2 separate regions of the Homo sapiens genome follow, and region 1 is linked to region 2. A link is an interaction called in ENCODE POLR2A ChIA-PET data of the cell type or tissue named here. Cell type or tissue: CD4-positive, alpha-beta T cell. All regions are shown on one strand. Links, peaks and the distances in the headings refer to the core of each region. The heading gives the core; the rest is flanking DNA.

Region 1 (8,000 bases), core at 1-8,000, 130 kb before region 2:
TACTAGTTTTGTGCACGGTTTGTTACATCTTGGTTTTTTAAATCTCACAAATCAAACATATAGTCCGTTTTGTTTAGATTTACCCACATTTTTAACTTCTATTTTGCCCACCCTTCTTTCCTGAATCTAAGGGCTTTCTTTGAAAATAATTTCCTTTTTCCTGCAGTATATCCTTTAGAAGCCCATTTAGTGAAGACCTGTTGGTCATAAACAGATTTTTTGAGACCTGGGTTTAAAGTGCATTGTTCTAGAGAGGATTTGCATTTGCTTCTGTTATTTGTCTCTAGGCACTACCAATCTAAGACACTTTAAAATCTTGATTTGGGGTTTTTCAGGCAAACAGATCATATAAATTTAGGCCCTAAACCTGCCTGAATGGAGGACTGTGGTTGGGGCACTCTTGGGAGACTTTTTTTTGGTTTCTTTCCACCCAGCCAAGAGTGAGATGGACATGGCTCCCATTAATCACCCCCTCCCTCTGCAGAGCAGGAGTGTTTTTTTCCTACTTCACAAAGTGATGGAGTTCCCCTTTTAGCATTTTGGCTTGTCTCCTGTGCCCTGCACCTGTTGTCCATTGAAGCCTGGCTTTAGGCAAATGACAACTACTGCATACTTGATTCTCCCTCTGGATTCTTGCTTTCTCATCATTTCTGGCCTCGGAAGAATTTCCTCACTTCCCTGCCAGCTCAGAAGTGAATGTTAAAAGACTTTAAAAAATGTTTGATCAGCAATTTTAGTAGTGCCCTACTGGGAGGAGTTTCTCTGAACATCAGATCCGCCATGTGTTGCTTGGAGGTAGCTTCGAGCAATTAAGTGGATTATGCTTCATAATAAATTTTTAGTGGGTGCAGTGGCTTACACTTGTAATCCCAGCACTTTAGGTAGCCGAGGCAGTGGATCACCTGATGTCAGGAGTTGAAGACCAGCCTGCCTATCATGGTGAAACCCCATCTCTACTAAAAATACAAAAATTAGCTGGGCATGGTGGCGGGTGCCTGTAATCCCAGCTACTCCAGAGGCTGAGGCAGGAGAATTGCTTGAGCCCAGGTGGAGATTACAGTGAGCCGAGATCGTGCCACTGCACTCCAGCCTGGGGGACCAAAAAAAAAATTTTTTTTTGTTAACGAATTTTACTAAGAGTTCCTTTTCTAAGAAATTGGAGTATTAGGCCGGGCGTGTTGGCTCATGCCTATAATCCTAGCACTTTGAGAGCCCAAGGTAGGCAGATCACTTGAGTCTAGGAGTTTGAGACCAGCCTGGGCAACATGGTGAGACTCCCGTCTCTACAAAAAAAGAAAAATTAGCCAGGCATAATGGCACACAACTGTAGTCCTGGCTACTCAGGAGGCTGAGGTGGGAGGATCATTTGAGCCCAGGAGGTCAAAAGGCTACAGTAAGCAGTGCTCATGCCACTGCACTTAGCCTGGGTGACAGAGTGAGACCCTGTCTCAAAAAAAAAAAAAATTGGATTATTAAATATATTCATTGAAATAATCTTCAACCTAAAATATATAGTTTCTAGATTATTCTTTCAGAATAACGTGTTTTTATATCATACTTTAAGAACAACTTATAATGAAATAATGCCTAAAACTTCACAGTCATCATTGTTATACTTTTAACTCTTCCGAGACATAAATTTACTTTTATCATATATATTATTTTTTATTTTATTTATATTTTTATTATATTTATTTTATTACATTTTATTTATAAATAAATTTATAAATATTTATAAATTATTTTATAAATATATTTATAATAAATTTATAAATTATAAAATTATTTATAAATATTTTATTTATATTTTATTATATTTATTTTATTTATTATATTTATTATTTATTTTATTTAATCATAGATTTGGAAGTTAGAAATATTTTCAGGGTTAAGATAATTGTGTCCCTTTTAACCTTTAGAGGCGTAGTTTTCTTTCAGCAACTGTAAAGTAAAAATGAAATGTTATCTCTCTTTAACCAGCTGTCTAATCTGCTATTGTCATAATTTCTAAATTGCCCCCTTTTTTCTTTCTAATTTTTATTTTTAGAGGAACTTTGCATTTAATAAGGTGGCTTTTCCCCCCCTTTATTGCTGAGGGAAAATATATCACATCTTGAAGTACATAGGAAAGTTTAGAGTCTTAACTTATTTTTTCACTTATTCCTAGTCCTCTGGGCCTAAAAATCAAACATTTGATTGAGTGGATTAAGCAAGGATATATTATGTTGTATGCTTTTCCTCCCAGTTGGTGAGTGTTATGTGTGTGTGTGTATGGACTTGTACATAATATATAATTGGTTAGAAGTGTTTTTTTATGTGTACTTATTGCAGCAGATACTTCTAATATTAATAGACTGTTTTCACTTTATACATTTGTGAAAACCAAGTGACCTGTTATTCTGCTTTTATTCTCTTAGGGTAATACTGAACAACCTGTCCAAACTAGCAAGATTGGACTTGGAAGAAGAGAGTATCAGAGTTTACAACATCGCCATCATTCTCAGCGTTCTAAGTGCCGTCCACCTAAGGGCATGTATTTAACCCAGGAAGATGTGGTAGCAGTTTCCTGTAGTCCCAATGCAGCCAACACCATCCTGAGGCAACTGGACATGGAGTTGATCTCTCTAAAACGTCAGGTATTTTATAAAAATAATATTTTTAATGATTCTGTGCATTTTGGCTATCCGCTTTTACCTTTTACCTAGGTTGAGCTCAGTTGTTTGCAGATTTTTCTCAGCCATCCACTTATGCAGGTTTCATTTTTTAAAGTTTATCTTAAGTCCAACTTAGAAGATACCTCTGCCTGTTCTAGATTTGAATCCCAGCATTGCTGCCTGTTAGCTCTGTGGTCTTGGGCAAATTAACCTCTGTAAGCTTCAATGTTCTATCTATAAAATCGGGGATAATAATCATTCTTCTCTTGCAGGTTATTGGGAATTATTTGCAGTGATACATGTAGATTGTTTAGTAGTGCTTGGCACATTTTGAGTGCTCAGTGAGTGATGGTTGTTGTCTTCATCATCATCATCATCATTATCAGTAGTAGTACTAGTAGTATTGTAAGGGCAGCATCATCATAATCAGATAGTAGTTAAAAATCAGCATCTAGAGTCAGTGAACCTGTTAAGTTCTAACCCTGGCTATACCATCTCTTCCTGTGTAACCTTAGAGGAGCTCTTTAACTTCTTTCAGCCTCAGTTTTCTCATCTGGAAATGTGGATAATAGTATAGTGGTTGAGAGGAATTAAACAAGATAATATATGGTAAGTGCTTAAAACAGTGCCTGGCGCATATTAAGCTCAGTTATTCGTTGCTATTAGATCTCTGGCCTTTCTTAGTTGTCTTTTCCTATTTTTTGTCTGTTTTGTTATTTTTTTCTTATCCCTTAAATCTAGATATTCTTCTAAATCTGTACTTTCTTGGTCTATATCAACCAACCCTATACCTATGCCAGTGACTTCTGAATCTTATTTCTCAAGCTGTGGCTTTTCTCAAGCTCCTTAGCTATAGTTCCAGCTGCCTGCTAGGTCTTCCCCAAAAGATTTTTTTCTCTGTTTCCTGTCTGTTGAAACATCAGAATCATCTTTTATTCATCCCCTGCTGTTATCCCTTTCCCAACACATGTAAACCAAAGTGGTAACCAAGTTATGTGAGTTTTGTCTCTGAAATTTCCTTTAAATCAATTCCCTCTTTTTTATCTCATCACTACTGCCCATTTAGGCTCTTGCTATCGCTTGCCTGACAATAACTATCTTGTGGATTCTTTTTTTCTCCTCATTTTTTTTATTTTAATTTTTTGTAGAGAAACGTTCTTGCTATGTTACCCAGGCTTGTCTCAAACTCCTGGGCTCAAGCAATCTTCCTGCCTGCCCCTCAAAGTGCTGGGATTATAGGCATGAGCCACCACGCTCGGCCTCTTGTTGATTCTTTCTATTACTTCTCTTTAGCTGGAGGTTACACATTGTTGCCAGTGTTATCTTTTTAAAGCACTGGTCTGATCACTGTCACTCATCTTAAAGCTCTTTGTTAGTTTCTACTTGCCTTTAGCAGGTTACAGTAGAGGTAGACAGGGATTTATAAGAAAATCATGTTAAGAAATTTGAAATTCATCCTGAGTTAGGAAACTGCTGAAGGACTTTAAGGAAAGGTGGACCATGGTCATATTTACATTTTCCAGCTATATCTTTTGCATTTTCTTGTTTGTTTGTTTGGTTTTTTTTTTGCTTTTATAGTTGCTTTAGTGATTACAATATTCATCCTTAGCTTATCACTGCATATTTAGTTAATATTACAGTAGTCCTCCCTTAATCCGTAGTTTCACTTTCCATGGTTTCAGTTACTTGCAGTACAGTACAATAAGATATTTTGAGAAACAGACTATATTCACATAGCTTTTATTACAGTATATTGTTATAATTTTTCTATTTTTAATTAGCTATTGTTATTCTCTATTGTGCCTAATTTATAAACTAAACTTTATCACAGGTATGTATATATAGGGAAAAACAGTACAGGTTGAGCATCCCTAATCTGAAAATCTGAAATGCTCCAAAATTTGAAACTTTTTGAGCACTGACATAATGCTCAAAGGAAATGGTCATTGGAGCATTTTGGATTTTGGGTTTTCGGATTAGGGATGTACAACTGGTATATATTATGCAAATATCCCAAAATCCCCTGAAATTTGAAACACTTCTGGTTCCAAGCATTTTGGATAAGGGAATACTCAACCTGGATATGTTTTGATTTGGTACTATCCACAGTTTCAGGCATCCACTGGGAGTTTTGGACTGTATCCCCTGCGGATATGGGAGGACTACTATATTCTGCTTACAAAATGTAAGAACCTTGCAACAGTATAGTGTGGGATCAAGATTCTCTATCTTAAACATGTTCAGATTTTTCTATTCCTTGGTCCTGGTTATTCACCCAAACTGCTTTTCTGGTTCTCTAACATAGGCCACATTTGCTTCCTCTGCTTTCTTACCAAAACTTATTCTCCAACCCTTTCTAATCTAGCTTCTGCCCCGTATGGTATTCCAGTTCTACTGAAACACCTCTCCGAAGATCATTTATGGGCTGACATGGTGGCTCATGCCTGTAATCCCAACACTTTGGGAGGCCAAGACAGGAACATCACTTGAGGCCAGGAGTTTGACACCAGCCTGAGCAACATAGTGAGACTTCATCTCTATAAAAAAAATTTTAAAAATAGCCAAACGTGGTTGTGTGTATCTGTAGTGTAGTCCTAGCAACACAAGAGAGTCTGAGGAGAGAGGATCGCCTGAGCCTAGGAGTTCAAGGTTTACAGTAGAAAAAAAAAATCACTTATGAACAAGTGGCCAACATCTAATGCTGCCTTCCTGGTTTTTAGCTCCTTTGACTACTCAGTAATGTTTGACACTGTCAGCCATGTCTTTCTTTTTGGAATTTCTTTCACTTGACTTTGTGACTCTCTGGAGTATGTGTGTTTATAGTACATATTTAGAAGGCAGCTATCCTCACCACTATACCACCAACGCATCTCATATTTGGTTAAATGCTTAGCCTTTAGTCAAACTATGAATGCAAGATGCCTAACTTCCAAACCACAGCAATCCTCTTTAGAAAACTTCTAAATCATTTGCTGTAATACTTTAAATGCACTAAAAACATAAAGGAATAAAGTGTACTCAGTCACCTGTATTCATACTTCATTCTCAGTACTACTACTCCTACACTTAGGGACTATTTTTATTGATTTTTTTAGAAGGCACTTTAAGCTTTAACTTCCTAACTTGGTTATTCATTTGATGTGTGACACAGTAAAGGTTTGCACTCATGGGTTTACAAATCCTGTTAACCACTGCTACTTTTATGTCACAAACATCTCATATGCAGTGTTCAAACTGAGTTCTTCCACACTCACCATAGTTATCTGTTCCACGTTTTGTATTTTCTGTCTCAGTGAGTAGTGCCACATACTCTCAATTACTGAAGCCAGTGACCAGTTAGCCTCAATTCCCCCTAATTCTCCACAATCAGGTATTTACAAAGATGTCTTGGCCGGGTGCAGTGGCTCATGCCTGTAATCCCAGCACTTTGGAAGGCCGAGGCAGGTGAATCGCGAGGTTAGGAGTTGAAGACCAGCCTGGCCAACATGGTGAAACCCCGTCTCTACTAAAACTACAAAAATTAGCCAGGCATGGTGGCAGGCTCCTGTAATCCCAGCTACTCAGGAGGCTGAGGCAGGAGAATAGCTTGAATCCGGGCTGCAGAGGTTGCAGTGAGCCGAGATCGCGCCACTGCACTCTAGCCTGGGCGACAGAGTGAGACTCTGTCTCCAAAAATAAATAAATAAATAAATAAATAAATAAATAAGTCTTAATTTTGTTTCCAAGGTATTTCTTTAATCTCTGCATACCACTACCATCCTTCCTTCATTCCTACAGTTTTAATGAAAGTTTTCTTAATTATTTATTATTTCTCACCTGGATTGTTAAATTAATTTCCATCCTCTTTACCCTATTTTCTTCTTCACATTACTACCAGAAGTGTCTTTCTAAAAGGCATATATGGTCATTTTGTTCCCTTGCTTAAAAATCCTTTAGGTTTCCTTCAATCTTTAGGCAAAATTAAAATTCCTCGGTCTGGCCCCAGTCTAACTTCTTGCCTTTTCACCTTAGGGCTTTTCTGTCTTCCTAAGCGTTATTCTGCCTGGAATGCAGTCCCTCCTCCCAAGCTTGTCTGCCAGTTTAATTCTTTAAAACTCAGTTTAGCTGTCCTTTTCTTTGGAACACTTTCCCTAATCTTCCCCACCACCTGTTCATCAACATATATAGAAGCACATTTACTCTCTCATTCTCTCTCTTTCTCTCTCCAAGTCTATGTTAGGTGTTTTAGCGTTTATCATAGGTTTATGTTTACTTATCTCCCCACTAGTCTATGAAATCCTCGAGAATTCAGACTTTACATTTTATCTCTGTATGTCTATCTAACATGGCCAGCTGACTACCCTTGAACCATCCTAGATTTTATGCATTTTAGCTGTGGTTTTAAGATCTCTAGTGAAAATAGTTCATAAATTATAAGTATTTCGTTGTCCACACTAGGGGGGAAAAACAGAGGAAAAAAGTAAACAATCCTAACCCTTAACAGTCTAAATGGAGACTAATAATATTGCTAGTAGAGTAAAAGTTAAAAACTTGGTATAGTTTAAATTCAGGTTGTATCTCCTAGCCTTAGGAAGGTTTCTTAACTTCTCTGTGCCTTATATTCCTCATCTGTAAAACTGTTATAATATAAGTAGAGTCTGTTCTGCTATAACTTTTTTTGAAAATGTGGATTTGTCCTAATGCAGTTAATATACTCTGGAAAAATTTGAGCATAACATGAATTTTTTGTTTGTTTATGTATGATTTTTGTCAGCAAAACAAAATGTACCCAGCTGAACTGAGCGCACACACATCTCAAACATGTAGCAGCTACCTCAATTCACTGTATGTTATGAACCATACATATATGGTGTTAAAACTTTTCATCTGATTTCAAGTAACCCTCCTACCACTTGCATAATAATTCACAAACTACAACCATTTTGACTCCCACTTCCATAAGCAACCTTCAGGTTTTTTTTCAAGGTAAAGTACTGTCTTTGTTGTAGCATTTATGGATTAAAAACAAATCATTTAGATTGTGTAAAACTGTGTTGCCATTTTTATTAGGTTCCTGTCTTATGTGTCATTGAAGTTTTTTAATGTTGTGTCCCAACCTCTTTTACCCTACAAGCCCTGTGGTTTTTATTATGAATTTTGCATAGCACACACTGACTTTTCTTTCTTTCTTTCTTTTTTTTTTTTTTTTTTTTTGAGACGGAGTCTCGCTGTGTCGCCCAGGCTGGAGTGCAGCGGCGCGATCTCAGCTCACTGCAAGCTCCACCTCCTGGGTTCACGCCATTCTGCTGCCTCAGCCTCCTGAGTAGCTGGGACTACAGGCGTCCGCCACCACGCCCGGCTAATTTT
Region 2 (16,161 bases), core at 3,273-11,272:
AGCTTCTTGGGAGGCAGAGGCACTAGAATTGCTTAAACCTGGGAGGCGGAAGTTGCAGTGAGCCAAGATCTCGTGTTGCTGCACTCCAGCCTGGGCAACAGAGTAAGACTCTGCCTCAAAAAAAAAGAAAAAAGAAAATGATTATATACCATATTCCAGGAGTACGAGGATGGTTTAGTACTCCAAAATCAATTAATGTAATATGCCACTTTAATAACGGAAAACCACGTCGTCATCCTAGTAGACACATAAAATATGTTTGATGAAATGTAACTTTCATTAATGATAAAATTCTCAACACACTAGGCATGGAAGAGAACTTCCTAAATTTCATAAAGAGTATCTACAAAAGACCCACAGCCAACATTATGCTTAATGGTGAAAGACAATGTTTTCTCACACTTCAGTGTGTACTTGAAATTCTAGCTAGGGCAGTAAGGCAAGAAAAATTAAGTTATATTGGAAAGAAAATAACTAAAACTTTATTTGCAGACATAGAAAATCCTAAGTAAGCTGAATAAATTACTAGCACTAATAAACAAGTTTAGCAAGATCACTATTCAGAAATCATATCTATATATGTTAGTAATACTCACCTAAACCAAAATTATAAAAACAATTCCAAGACCAGAAGTGGTGGCTTATGCCTGTAATCCCAGCACTTTGGGAGACTAAGGTGGATGAATTCTGAGGTCAGAATTTCAAGACCAGCCTGGCCAACGTGGCGAAACCCTGTCTCTACTAAAAGTACAAAAATTAGCCAGGTGTGGTGGTGCACACCTGTAATCTCAGCTACTCAGGTGGCTGAGGCACGAGAACTGCTTGAACCCAGGAGGTGGAGGTAGAAGTGAGCCGAGATCGTGCCACTGCACTCCAGCCTGGGTGATAGAGTGATACTCTGTATCAAAAAATAAATAAAAATAAAAATAATTCCATTCCCAGTAGTGTCAGAAAGAATAAAATACATAGCAATAAACTTAGCAAAATAAGTGCAAAATGTGTACACTTCTGAAAGAAACTAAAGATCTAAGTTAAGTTGAGAGATACTCCATGTTCATGTATATTGTTAAGTATATTGTTAAGATAGCAATTTTATCCTAATTAATCTATAGATTCAATGCCCTCCCTACTAAAATCACATCAGGCTTAAAAAAAAATAAATTGACAGGCTGATTCTAAAATGTATATGGAATTCAAAAGTCTTAAAATAGTCAATGCAATTTGGAAAAAGAACAAAGATTAAGGACTTACACTACCCAGTTTTAAAACTTATGAAGCAACAGTAATCACAGCAATGTGCTGTTGGCTTAAGGATAGATAACAGACTAACGAAACAGAATTGGAAGTCCAGGATAAAACCCTTACATTTATGGTCAGTTGACTTTTGACAAAAGCGTCAAGATAATTCAATGGGGGAAATGATAATTTTTTCAACAGATGGTGCTGGGACAATTATACATCCATATGCAAAAAAAATTTGTTATCTCATGCCATGTGCAAAATTTAACTCTAAATGGATCATAGACTTACATATAAGAGCTAAATAAAGTTTCTAGAAAGTGGCAAGGAGAAAATTTTTGTGACTTTGGGTTAGACAGGTATTTCTTGGATATGACAACAAAAACATGATCCACAAGAGAACGGAATTAATAGATTGAACTTCATCAAAATAGAAAAAATTCTGCTCTTCAAAAGGCACCATTAAGTGGAATTAAAAGACAAGTCATAGACTGGGAAAAATATTTGCAAATCTTATATGTAATAGAGGACTTTTATCTGAATATATAAAGAACTCTTATAATTTGATAGTAAGATAATCCAGTTTTTTAAATGGGATAAAAAACATTTAAAAATTAGTATTTATTATGTTTTAACTAAAGAACAGTTTTCTTTATACAATGGCTTATATATACATGAAAAGATGCTTCATAGCATTAGCCTTTAGAGAAATGCAAATTAAAACCACAATGAGATGTCACTACACACCCACTACAATAATACAATAAAAAAGATTGCCAATACCAAGTGTTGGTGAGGGTGAGGAAGAATCAGAACCCTCATACATTGCTCGTGGGAACATAAAATGATACAGTCACTTTGAAAAACAGTTTGGCCATTTCTTAAACAGTTAAAAATATACCTGCAGTTTTATTTCTACATATCCACCCCTATACCCCCAAAACATATGTCTACACAAAGGCTTATTGTGAATGTTCATAGGAGCATTATATGTAATAGGCAAAAACTGGAAACAGTTCAGATGTCTATCAGCTGGTGAGTAGATAACCACAATATGGTATATACATGTAATGGAATATCATTCAGCAATAAAACATAGGCTACTGATACATGCTGCAGATGGATGAACCTTAAAAACATCATATGAAGTGAAAGAAGTCAGACACAAAAGACTAGTATTGTTTGATTCCATTTGTATAAAATTTTTAGGATAGGCAAATCTGTGGAGCCCAGTGATGACCTGGGCTTGAGTCTGTGAGGTGTCAAAGTGGGGACTTGTTGCATATGGGCAGAGAGAACTTTTCTTCTTCTTCTTCTTTTTTTCTTTTTTGAGATGGCCTCACTCTGTCGCCCAGGCTGGAGTGCAGTGGCGCAATCACAGCACACTGCAATCTCAACCTCCTGGGCTCAAGCAGTCCTCCCACCTCAACCTCCCATATCTGGTACCACAGGCATTTGCCACCACACCCAGCTAATTTTTGTATTTTTTGTAGAGACAAGGTTCCACCATGTTGCCTAGGCTGGTCTCAAACTCCTGGGCTCAAGCGATCTGCCTGCCTCAGCCCTCCACATTGCTGAGATTAATGATGTGAGCCACTGCACCCGGCCTAGAAGGGAACTTTTTATGCTGATGGAAATGTTCTGAAACTGGATTGCAGTAATGGTTGCACAACTCTGAATTTTACTAAAAAATCATTGAATACTTAGGGTAAATTTTATTATATACATACTATGCCTCCACAAAAGTATAAAAAAGAAGACACATCGAATACTAATAAAATAAATATAACAAAATACAGTAATTAAAATGTAAAATAACAGAATTTTTCTTACTAGTATCAGTATAGTGATTCTTAAATTATTTTTATTGTAAGATTGAGCAAATGAATAAACGTGAAGTGGTTGAAAAAACCAGGGTTTTCACTGTGGAAGAAGAAAGACACAAATACAGAATGGAGGAAGACAAAGAAGAACCTGTGGGACTTGATCGAGATTTGAAATTAATCAATTTAAACTTAGGATTTCTAGAATATTTCCTACCTCTGTAGCTGAAAGGGTCTAGAAATAGTGGTACCCTAATAGCAATGAAGACACCTAGTGTTCAGTTCATGGTTTCTAAATACCATTCTCTACTAAAAGGAGCTAGTACTCCTTGGTTACTCCTTGGTAAAATGGCTGGCTCTAAGGCTAAGTCAAGAAAGTGAACACAGAGAAAAATAATAATTTTGTAGTGGTGGAGAAGCCTTGTAGACATTACTGAATCAAGTGATCAAAATTAGCATTATCAATAATGAGACAAATCAAAATTGTGTGACTCCTGTTGGGATGCATTGAGAAGAACACAGCATCACTGATGTGATATTCCTGCCAAAGATGTTGTCCTAGTTCAGAGTGCTATAACAAATTACCATGGGCTGGGTGGCTTAAACAACATACTTTTATTTCTCACACTTCTGGAGGCTGAAAATGCAAGATCAGGGTGCCAGGGTGATTCTGTTCTTTGTGAATGCCCTTTTCCTGGTTTACAGAAGGTGGTTTTCTTGCTGTCTCAAATGACAGAAAGAGAGCTAGCTATTCTTTTTATAAGGACACTAACCTCTTTCATGAGGGCTCCACCCTCATGACCTAATTACCTTGCAAAGCTGCCACCTCCAGGCCAGGTGCCATGGCTCACACCTGTAATCCCAGCAGTTTGGGAGGCCAAGGCGGGCAGATCACTTGAGGTCAGGAGTTCAAGACCAGTCTGGCCAACATGGTGAAACCCCATCTCTAATAAAAATACAAAAATTAGCCGGGTGTAATCCCAGCTACTCAGGAGGCTGAGGCAGGAGAATGGCTTGAACCCAGGAGGTGGAGGTTGTGGTGAGCTCAGATTGCATCACTGCACTCCAGCCTGGGCGGCAGAGTGAGACTCCATCTCAAAAAAAAAAAAAAAAGCCACGTCCAAATAGCATCATATTGGATTAGAGTTTCAGTGTATGAATTTTGGGAGGTGACACAGAAAATTCATTCCATTGCAGATCCATAACCTAAATCTAATAATGAGAAATCATTATACATGCCTAAATTGAGAGACATTCTACAAAACAACTGGTCTGTAATCTTCAAAACTGTCATCATTAAAGTCAAGGTAAAACTGAAGAACTGTTCCAGATTGAAGGAGATTAAAGAGACATGCCATTTAAATGCAGTGCCTGATTCTGACCTGAGTCCTTTAGCTATAAAGGACATCAATCTTTTATCTATAAAGGACTTGGAAAAACTTGGATGCTGTTTGAAAATTAGATGATAGTAATGTATTAGTGTGAATTTCCTGATTTTGACCTCAGATTGTGGTTACATAGGAGAATGTCCTTGTTTGTTGGATGACAACTTACTGGAAATACTGTATTTGCAACTTTTCTGTAAGTTTTAGATTGGGGAAATACTAAAAGCATTCCTGTTACAGTCAAAAACAAGAAAAGGACATCTGCTATCTCTTGTTTTGAAGATACCAGCAAATTCAATTAAACAAAAATGCCCAGCCACATCAATTAGGCAAGAGAAAGAAATAAAGGACATCCATATTGGAAAGGAAGAAGTCAAGTTATCCTTGTTTGCAAACAACATGATCTTAAATTTAGAAAAGCCCAAAGACTCCACCAAAAACTCTTAGAACCGACAAATGAATTTAGTAAAATCATAGGACACAAAATCAGCATGCAAAAATCAGGAGTGTTTCTATATGCTAACAGCAATCAGCCTGAAAAAGAAATAAATCAATCTCATTTACAATAGCTACAAAAAATAAAATACCTAGGAATAAATGTAACTAAAGAACAAAGAAGTAAAATATCTCTACAAAGAAAACTATAAGACACCAATGAAAGAAATTAAAGGTGACAAAAAAAAATGAAAGATATCCCATGCTCTGGAATGGAAGAATTAATATTGTTTGAATGTCTGTACTACCCAGAGTGAGTTATAGACTCAATGTAATCCCTATCACAGTACCGGTGATATTTTTCACAGAAATAGAAAAAAAAAAATCCTGAAATTCATATGAATAGCTAAATGATCCTGAGCAAAAAGAAAAAAGAAGGAGGCATCACACTACCTGATTTCAAATTATACTATAAAGCTATAGTAACCAAAACAGTATGGTACTGTAAAAACACACACACAGACCAATGGAACGGAATAGAGAACTCAAGAAGAAATCCATGTACTTCTAGCCAACTCATTTTCAACAACGGTAACAAGAACATCCAATGGGAAAAAGGTAGTCTCTTTAATAAATGATACTGGGGCTGGGCATAGTGGCTCATACCTGTAATTTCAGCACTTTGGGAAGCCAAGGCAAGAGGATTGTTTGAGGCCTGGAGTTCAAGACCAGCCTGGGAAACATAGTGAGACCCCCATCTCTACAAAAAATTAAATATTAGCTGGGCATGGTGGTGTGTGCTTCTGGTCCCAGATACTTGGGAGGCTGAGGTGGAAGGATCACTTGAGCTTAGGAGTTTGAGGCTACAGTGAGCGGTGCGTGTCCCTCTGTACTTCAGCCTGGGCAACAGAGTGGGACCATTCTTAAAAAATAAAAATAAGTAAATAAATCGTGCTGGGAGAACTGGATATCCATGTGCAGAAGAATGAAACTAGATCCCCATCTTTTACCATATAAAAAAATCACCTTAGCTGGGCACGGTGGCTCATACCTGTAATCCCAGCACTTTGAGAGGCTGAGGTGGGCAGATCACAAGGTCAGGAGTTCAAGACCAGCCTGGCCAACATGGGGAAATCCTGTCTCTACTAAAAATACAAAAATCAGCCTGGCGTGGTGGCGGGTGCCTGTAATCCCAGCTGTGCAGGAGGCTGAGGTTGCAGTGAGCCAAGATCGTGCCATTGCACTCCAGCCTGGGTGACAAGAGCAAGACTCCATCTCAAAACAAACAAACAAAAATAGCCACAATATATAAGGAACTCAATAGCAAAAACCAAATAATCCAATTTTTAAAATGAGTGAAAGACCTGAATAAATATTTCTCAAAAGAAGGTACACAGATGGTCAACAGATATTTGAAGAAAAATGCCCAACATCACTAATCATCAAGGAAATGCAAATCAAAACCACAATGAAATACTATCTCACCCCAATTAGGATGGCTATTGCCAAAAGACAAAAAATAACATATGCTGGTAGAATGCAGAGAAAGGGGAACTCACCTACACTGTGGGAATGTAAAGTAGTACCTCCATGATGAAAAACAGTATGGAGGTTCCTCAAAAAATTAAAAATAAAACTACCATATGATCCAGCAATTTCACTGTTGGGTATATATTTAAAAGAAAGAAAATTGTAACATCAAAGAGATATCTGCAATCGGTGTTCCTATGTTTATTGCCTCACTATTCACAAATAGCCAAGGTATGGCATCATCTTAAGTGTCAATCAACGGATGAGTGGATAAAGAAAATGTGGTTATGTACATAGTGGAATATTATTTAGCTATAAAAAAGAATGAAGTCATGTTATTTGCAGCAATGTGATTTGGAACTGGAGGTCATTATATTAAGTGAAATAAGCCAGGCACAGAAAGACAAATATCACATTGTTCTCTCACATGTGGGAGCTAATAAATTGGATCTCATGGAGGTAGAGAGTAGAATCATGGCTATGAGAGGCAGGGAGGGGAAGAGTAGAGGGCAGGATGAAGAGAAGCTGGTTAAGGAGTACAAAAATACAGTTAAAAGGAATAAGTTCTGGTGTTAGTAGTACAGTAGAGAAATTACAGTTAACAATAATGTAGTTCATATCTTAAAACAGCTAGAAGAGTAGAATTGTAATATTCCCAACACAAAGAAAAGATAAATTCTTAGGCTGGCCAGGCTTCAGTCACAACACGGTGGGGCTCCCTGGCTGCGCCCGGCCCGGCAGCTACGGGCCCAGCGCCTGTTGGCGGCGCTGAGGGGTCGCCGAGAGGGGCCCGGCGGCGTCTGCGGGGGCCGCTCCCTCCGTGGGCCGCGGGCGAGGCAGGAGCGCGGGCTCCCCCTGCCTCCGGAGCGCCGGCGGGGGACGGCGGGGCAGGAGATGTGCCTGTCCTTAGCGGCCCAGGAAGCAGCATGCACCCCGATGCGACCGACAGTGGCGGCGCCGGCCTCAGCCCCGCGCGGGCCGCAGGCGCCGGCGGCCGTCCTGTCTCGGGCTTCAGGGGCGAGCGGCGGCCAGAGTCCCCGGGGGACGCCGAGGCAGCAGCGGCGGCGCCGGGGGCCCCGGGCGGCCGGAGCTGGTGGAAGCCCGTGGCGGTGGCCGCACTTGCCACCGTGGCCCTCTCCTTCCTGGGGCCCGGCAGCGGGGAGGCGGCGGGGGCCGCGGGGCTGAGCTCCGTCCTGCTCAGGCTCAGCCTGTACCTGAGCTGCGCTGCGGCCACCTTCCTGCTGGGGACCCTGTTCGCCCTCGTCTGCCGGAGCCCGCGCGCCCCGCCGCCCGACTTTGCCGCCGCCTGGAGCCGGCTGGCCGCGACCTCAGCCGCCCGCCGCCCTCCTGGGAGTCCTGTGTATGGAAACTCACATGAGTCAGCTCAGTTTAGAAGGGTAGTAATTTCTCATAATATGGATAAAGTTCTGAAAGAAGTGTTCGACTACAGTTACAGAGATTGCATTCTGTCCTGGTATGGAAACCTCAGCAGAGATGAGGGACAACTTTACCATGTGCTCTTGGAAGACTTTTGGGAAATTGCCAGACAGCTGCACCACAGACTGAGTCACGTGGATGTGGTTAAAGTTGTCTGCAATGATGTTGTGAGGACTTTACTCACTCATTTCTGTGACCTGAAAGGTGCTAATGCCAGACATGAACAGCCAAGACCTTTTGTGTTGCACGTATGCTTGAGGAACTCAGATGATGAAGTAAGATTTCTACAAACGTGTTCTCGGGTTCTGGTGTTTTGTCTCCTCCCCTCAAAGGATGTGCAGTCTCTCAGTTTACCTATAATGCTTGCAGAAATTCTCACAACAAAAGTCCTGAAGCCGGTAGTGGAGTTACTGAGTAATCCAGATTACATTAACCAAATGCTGCTTGCCCAGCTGGAGTACAGAGAGCAGATGAATGAACATCACAAGAGAGCCTACACCTATAGCCCCTCTTATGAGGACTTCATCAAGCTCATTAACAGCAACTCTGATGTGGAGTTCTTGAAGCAACTAAGGTCTGTTGAAGGAACGGTAGAGAAGAGTGGTAGAAGATGTGTGCTGGTCGTTTTCAACAACTGACTTTTGGGCAAGGTATCAAATTGTAGTGGAAATAATCCAAGCGACTACAATTAGCAGCTTTCCCCAACTGAAGAGGCACAAAGGTAAAGAAACTGCGGCAATGAGGGCTAGGAACATGAAGAGGTACATCAACCAACTGACTGTGGCAAAGAAGCAGTGTGAGAAGAGAATCCGAATCCTGGGAGGCCCTGCCTATGACCAGCAAGAGGTTGGGGCCGTGGATGAGGGGGAAGGGCCTCAAAGCCAGAAGGTAGAACTTTATAGTTTCTTGTTCTGACCCTACCAAGTTTATTATAAATGCTGATAGAACTACATATAAAGACTTTCAACTTAAAAAAAAAAAGAAAAATTTTTGAGGTGATAGATATCCGCTTACCCTGACTTGATAATTATAGATCGTATACATGTATCAAAATATCACATTGTGCATCTACTGATTTGGCAAATAAGCTAATAAAGAAATTTAAAAAGAAACAAAATATCACATATAGTCCCAAAATATGTATAACTATGAAATATCAATTAAAAATATTAAAACTAAATTGAGATATACATTGAAAAGGAGGAATGAAGTTACTATAATTATTAGGATGTGTGTTCTTACACCTAGACAACTCCAGAGAATCAGTTGAAAGTGTATTTCTTTAAAAATTATGGGGGGAGGGTGGAACAAAAAGGCAGAACATAGAGGAATTTGAGGACAATAAAACTATTTTATGTGATAATTGTGATGGTTAATAGTGTCAACTTGACTGGATTAAAGGATGCAAAGTATTGATCTTGGCTGTGTCTGTGAGGGTATTGCCAAAGGAGGTTAACATTTGAGTCAGTGGGCTGTGAAAGATAGACCCACTCTTAATCTGGGTGGGCGCAATCTAATCAGCTGCCAGCAAGGCCAGAATGAAAAGCAGGCACAAGAATGTGAAAAGACTAGACTGACTTAGCCTCCCAGTCTACATCTTTCTCCCATGCTGAATGCTTCCTGCCCTCGAACATTGGAGTCCAACTTCTTCAGTTTTGGGACTCAGACTGGTTTCCTTGCTCCTCAGCTTGCAGATGGGCTATTGTGGGACCTTGTGATCATGTGAGTTAATACTCCTTAGTAATACAACATATACATATGTATATATAAAATAGTATATCCTATTAGTTCTGTCCCTCTAGAGAACCCTAATACAATAATAGAATGGTAGATATATGTCATTCATTATACACTTGTCAAAACCCATAAAATTTACCACTCCAAGAATGAACTGTAATGTAAATTGTGGACTTTGGGTGATGATCATCTGTTAATGCAGGGTCATCGATTATAACATATTCCATTCTCACGCTGGATGTTGATAGTGAGGGAGGCTGTGCATGTATGTGGGCAGGAAGTATATAGGAACTCTGCACTTTCTGCTGTGTGTATTTTGCTGTGAATCTAAAACTTCTCTAAAAAGTAAAGTTTATTTAAAAACTAATAGAATTCAGTTAGATTTCTGTGTGAAAATGTGAATTTGGAAATCAATAATCTTTACATATATTGATACCAGTTAGATTTTATGGAAAAAAATCCTATTTACAGTGGAAATTTTTAAAAGATACATAGGAATAAATTTGAGAAATATGCAAGTTATTATGAATAAAACATTTAAATACTATAATGATACGTGAAATAAATGAAAAGGCATACCATGTTCTTGGACAGGAATACTCTATATCATAAAGAGATCAACTATTTTTAGGTTAAATTTTAATGGCATTTAAATCCACCTTAAAATAAACCACAACATTTTTAGAGTAGAACTGGACAAGATTATTCTAAAGTTCTAGTTAAAAAAAAAAGCAAGAATAGATTGTTCTAATAAGGGGGAGAACTAGCCATACCAGATATTGAAAAATATGAAAAATACAAAGTTAAAATATTGAGGTATTGACACATGGCTACATGGACAGATCAGTGAAATAGCTCAGGGGAAAAAAGCAATACATACAAAATTTGGCATATAAAGTCACCTCAAATCAGTAGGGAAAAGTTGACATATTTAAAAAATAATGTTGAGACAACCAGCTATCTGCAGAAAAATTAAAGCTGAATTCATGCCTCAGCTTTATATTAGGATAGATTCCAGATGGATCAAAGATTTACATGCAAAGAAATGAAACCATAAAAGAATTGAAGAAACCATTGGAAAGTTTTGAAATCTTAATCAGAGATGATTAAGAAATATATATAGAAAGGCTTTCTATATATGTCACAAAGTCCCCAAACCCTGAGATAAACATTGATAGATTGAATACATATGTATCCGAAGCCCAAAGACTCAGCAGTCATACTGCTAGGTATATACTCCAGAGAAACTCATGCATTTTTATATCAGTGTACCTGTACAAGAATGTTCCTGGCAGTGTTGTTCATAATTGTCAAAAAATAGAAGAAACCCAAATATCTATTAACAATAGAAAAGACAGATAAATTATAGTGTAGGTGTGTAGTAAAGAATTTCATCTTGCCCTAAGAGAAGTCTAGCCCTTGCCCTTGACTTCTGGGAATTAATCTGTAAGCCCGATGGTCTCTAAACCCAATGTCATGCTTGATAGGAGTACACTTTGAGCACCCTCTAATTTGAAAATCTGAAATACTTCAAAATCCAAAATTTTTGAACACCAGTATGACACCACAAGTGGAATATTTCACACCTGAGATTGGTTGCAGTCAAAACACAGGGATATGACACAGTTTATTCAGCAAACCCAAGGAAATAAAGACTCCCCCTCCAGCCTACTTTAGCTGCAGTATATCTTTTTTCCAGATTCCCCCATGCAAGCATGTCCACAAAAGACAATAAAATGACATGTGTGCAGGCCACACACACCAAATGGCAGGTTCCCCACAGTGCCCCACATGGGGCCAAGACCTACGTGCATGACTCACTCTGGTTTTGTTTTGTTTTGCTTATTCTCTGTGGTGTAAAGATACTGTTACAAATGCCAAAAAGGCCTGCAGATACCCTTATGGGTAATAGTAATAAGAAAAATGAAGCATTTGTGTTTATATATAACAGAGAAAGTCAAGCGGCTGGAGAAACTGGACAGTGGTGTAAATGTGAAATGTCTTACAAAAGAATAGGGTGTTGGGATCATTATATATATGACCTGAAGAAACAGAAACATGAACTGTTGAAGTTCTATGTTGAAAGGATAAAGAGAAGTCAGTGAGAAAAAAGAAAAAAAAAAAAAAACTGCATAAAGCTGAAAATGGAAGTCTCAATTGTGTATTGAAAGAGTGGATCTGCCAGCATTGCAGTTAGTGGTTTGCTGGTCATGAAACAAAGATGTATAATAATGAACTGAAAATTGAAGGGAACTGTGAATGTTCAACAGGTAATTGCAGAAATGTTCAAGAAGACATGGCATTAAACTTTTAAAGATTTGTGGTGATAAAACATCTCCATGAAGCAGTGGAGAAATTTATTGGTGAGTTTGCCAAAATCATTGCTGATGAAATCTGATGCCAGAGCAAGTCTGTAATGTAGATGAAATATCACTGTTTTGGCACTATTGCCCTGGAAAGACAGTGACTACAGCTGATGACACAGCCCCTATAGAATTAAGGATGTCAAAGACAGGATAACTGCTGATATGGGCTAATGCAGTAAGCACACATTAAGTGTAAACTTGCTGTGATAGGCAAAAGCTGTGTCGTTGCTGCTTTCAGTAGGTGAATTTCTTTTATGTCCATCGTTATGCTAACAAAATAGCTTGAATCACCAGGAACATCTTTTCTGATAGGTTTCACAAAAATTGTATACTAGTGGCTCAGGCTGATAGCACAGAAGCTGCACTGGGTGATGACTACAAGATTTTTAAAAATTCCTTGACAACTGTTCTGCTTATACTCTAGCTGAAGTTCTCATAAAAAATAATGTTTATGTCATGTACTTTCCCCTGAATGTGACTATTAATTCAGCCATGTGACAAGTGTGTCCTTAGATCAATGAAGAGTAAATATAAAAACGTTTTCTTGAATTGCATGCAACAGCAGTGAACAGGGGCATGGCCGTGGAAGGATTTTCAGGAGTTTAGGATGAGGTTTACCATCTATGCTGTTGCCAGCACTTGGAGCACAGTGATTAAAGACAAATTTGTGCATGCTTGGCACAACCTCTGGCCTGCGACTGTGTTCAGTGATGATGAACAAGATGGTGACTTTGAAGAGTTCCATATGTCAAATGAGAAAAAATGATGTCTGGCCTGCTTATATATGAAAGAAAATACTCCTTCAGAGTCCTGAAAGCTAGAAAATGGGTACTGAAGTTTTTAACATTGATAATGAGACTCCAGTTGTTCATTCATTGACCAGGGATGAAATAGCTGAAATGGTTCTGAGTCAAGGTGATCATGAAAATGGTGACAATGAAGATGAATATTGTTAACACTGTAGAAAAAGTACCTAAAGACAACATGATTGTCTAGGCCTGTTTGTGTTGCTATAAAGGAGTGCCTGAGGCTGGTTAATTTATAAAGAAAAGAAGTTTACTTTGGCCTGGCGCAGTGGCTCACACCTGTAATCCCAGTACTTCAGGAGGCTGAGGCAGAAGGATTGCTTGAGCCCAGGAGTTTGAGAATGGCTTGGGCAATGTAGCAAGAACCGCGTCTCTACAAAAATTTTAATAATTAGCCAGGCCTGGTGGCACATGCCTATAGTCTCAGCTACTCAGGAGGCTGAAGCAGGAGGATCTCTTGTGGTCAGAAGTTCAAGGCTGTAGTGAGCTATGATTGTGCCACTGCACTCAGCCTGGGCAACAGAGTGAGACCCTGTCTCTAAAAAAAAAAGAAAAGAGGTTTATTTGGTTTATGGTTCTGCAGGCTGCACAAGAATGGCGCCAGTATCTGCTTCTGGCAAGAGACTGAGGCTGCTTCCACTCATGGCAGAAGGTGAAGGGGCGCCTGCAACTGCAGATCTCATGGTGAGAGAGAAGGCAAGAGAGAGAGGAAGAGGTACCAGGCTCTTTCAACAACCAGTTCTAGGTGAACTGTTGTGGGAACTAATAGAGTTAGAACTCACTCATTACTGAGAGAATGGCACCAAGACATTCATGAAGGATCTGCCCCCATGATCCAAACACCCCATTAGGCCCCACTTCCAACATTGGGGATCAGATTTCAACATGAGGTTTGGAGAGTCAAATATCCAAACGATAGCAATGGTGAAAATGTGTGCTGGGCTTATTGAAGGAATAGAACAGTGTACATTTATAAAAGAACAAGAAATCATCACAGTTTATAATGTCTAAGAGAGAGTTCTAAATCAAAAGCATTGTTAATGAGGCAGATGACTCTGGAGGAAACATTTTAAAAAGCCATCCAGCAGAAAGCCTTCTTATCCTTAGAAGACCCACTTCTTGGTCTCTCACCTGCTTCTGATAACTTAGAAAAATGGTGTATAGTAACCTTTTAATCAAAACACAGCATGATAGGTGGGGACTGAAAGCCTGCCATTGTTTGTTGTTGCTGTTGTTTCACAGCTGATACAGGTATTCTGGTGGTGCTACTGTGCTGCTTAGTTACCCTGAATGCATTATTTTTTCACTGTATTACTGGTATGTCATATTTTTTGCTGTTACGTACTTTTGTGTGAATAAGTATAGGAAAAGGATTCCTTATCAGTAGCAAATAAATAAATTCAGAGTCAGGAATGATGGTGATGCCCATCAACCACAGATTACCCACATGGGTAGTGGTTGAGGTAGTGACACCTTTGTTTTCTGGTGGTATGATGCATGCAAATTTTATTTTATGCACAAAATTATTAAAAATTATTGCATAGGTCAGGCACGATGGATTATGCCTGTAATCCCAGCACTTTGGGAAGCCGAGGCAGGTGGACCTTTTGAGGTCAGGAGTTCTAGACCAGCCTGGCCAACATGGTGAAACCTCATCTCTACCAAAAATACAAAAATTAGCCAGGCATGGTAGTACGCGCCTATAATCCCAGCTACTCTGGAGGCTGAGGCACAAGAATCTCTTGAATCCGGGAGGCAGAGGTTGCAGTGAGCCAAGATCGTGCCACTGCACTCCAGTGTGGGTGACAGAGCAAGACTCTGTCTCAAAAAATTATTGGCTGGGTGTGGTGGCTGACACCTGTAATCCCAGCACTTTGGGAGGCCAAGGTGGGTGGATCACAGGAGTTTGAGACCAGCGTGGCCAACATGGTGAAATCTTGTCTCTGCTAAAAATACAAAAATTAGCTGGGCGTGGTGGAGCGTGCCTATAATCCCAGCTACTTGGGAGGCTAAGGCCACAAGAATTGCTTCAACCTAGGTGGTGGAGGTTGCAGCGAGCCGAGATCCCACCACTGCACTCCAGCCTGGGTAGTAGAGCGAGACTCTGTCTCAAAAAAAAAAAAAAAATTATTGTATAAAATTATCTTCTGGCTATGTGTTTAAGGTATATGTGAAATATAAACTAAGTTTATTAATTAATTTATTTGTTTTGAGACAGGATCTGTCTCTGTCACCCAGGCTGAAGTGTAGTGATGCAATCCTAGTTCACTGCAGCCTTGAACTACTGGGCTCAGTTGATCCTCCCACCTCAGCTTCCTGAGTAGCTGGAACCACAGGTGCATGCTACTGCACCTGGCTAATTTTTAATTTTTTTTTTCTAGAGACATGATCTCTCTATGTTGCACAGGCTGGTCTCAAACTCCTGGCCTCAAGGGATCCTCCTGCCTCAGCATCCTGAGTAGCTGGGATTACAGGCATGAGCCACTGCGACCAGCCTTGAATTTTGTTTTTAGAACTTGGGTCCTATCCTTAAGATATCTCATTCTGTATATGTGAATATTCCAAAATCACAAAATATTTAAGATTAGAAATACTTCTGGTCCCAGGAATTTTGGATAAAGAATACTCAACTTGTATCTTTGTTTGCCTGGAGGCCTTGGGTGATGTGATTTACGATAGGGCTGGCCACACCAGATAGTCTAAAAATGTGATTTAGGATGGGGAAAAAATCAATTTTAAAAGGTCTTACAACCCAGTAGACAAATGTGCAGAAGATATGACCAGACAGCTCACAAAAGGAAGATATAAATGCCTCTTAAATTTATTTAAAGATGCCCAAACTTACTCGTGGTAACAAAAATGAAGATTTTAATTAAACATGTCATTTTTCACCTATCTAATTAGTTAAAAGATTCAAAAGTTTGTTATCACATCATGTGATAACATGGGGAACAAGGTTCGGGGAAGTGTAGGTCCTTTCTGCTGATGGGAAAGAACATTGATTCAGCGTCAGTGGAGGGCAGTATGACAATATCTATTAAAATTAGGAATATATATAATCCAGAGTCCTCAATTACACTTCTAGTAATTTATTCACACACCTTTAAAACCACCTTTACAGGTTATTTGTAGCAATATTGTATGTAAAAGATTGGAAACAACATAAATGTCCATCTGCAGTAGGCTGATTAAATTCTGGAATCTCTATACAGTGGAATATATTGCAATCAAAAAATACTAAGTAATCCTTTGCTTACTGATTAGGAATGGCCTTCAAGTTATAGCCACACAGGATGGTGTGTAAAAATATGTTACCATTTATGGAAGTAGTGGTGTTGAAGGGAAGAACATATATATTTAGTTGCCTATAAATGCATACAAGTATCTTTGGAAAGATATGCAA

Evidence for each region. Peaks named below come from ENCODE experiments on the same cell type or tissue, not always from the same donor. Only the 100,000 strongest peaks of a DNase experiment are listed, where the experiment ranks them.
Region 1: POLR2A ChIA-PET joins it to region 2 with 8 read pairs; 2 of 35 experiments call an interaction of 5 or more read pairs at or near these places.

The regions. Positions count from the first base shown.
Region 1 is chr1:211,286,761-211,294,760 of GRCh38, forward strand. It overlaps RCOR3 (REST corepressor 3), which reads left to right. Exons shown (of 12, transcript NM_001136223.3): 8 at 2,418-2,636. Among named protein-coding and RNA genes, the nearest start is that of RCOR3, 31 kb to the left of the region's middle. In CD4-positive, alpha-beta T cell, for the core only: no CTCF peak of the experiment used is centred there; no DNase peak of the experiment used is centred there.
Region 2 is chr1:211,409,198-211,425,358 of GRCh38, forward strand. The region is part of intron 4 of LINC00467 (long intergenic non-protein coding RNA 467); the gene reads left to right. It also overlaps the pseudogene SNX25P1. Among named protein-coding and RNA genes, the nearest start is that of LINC00467, 35 kb to the left of the region's middle. In CD4-positive, alpha-beta T cell, for the core only: no CTCF peak of the experiment used is centred there; DNase peaks (open chromatin) are centred at 7,244, 7,744 and 8,044.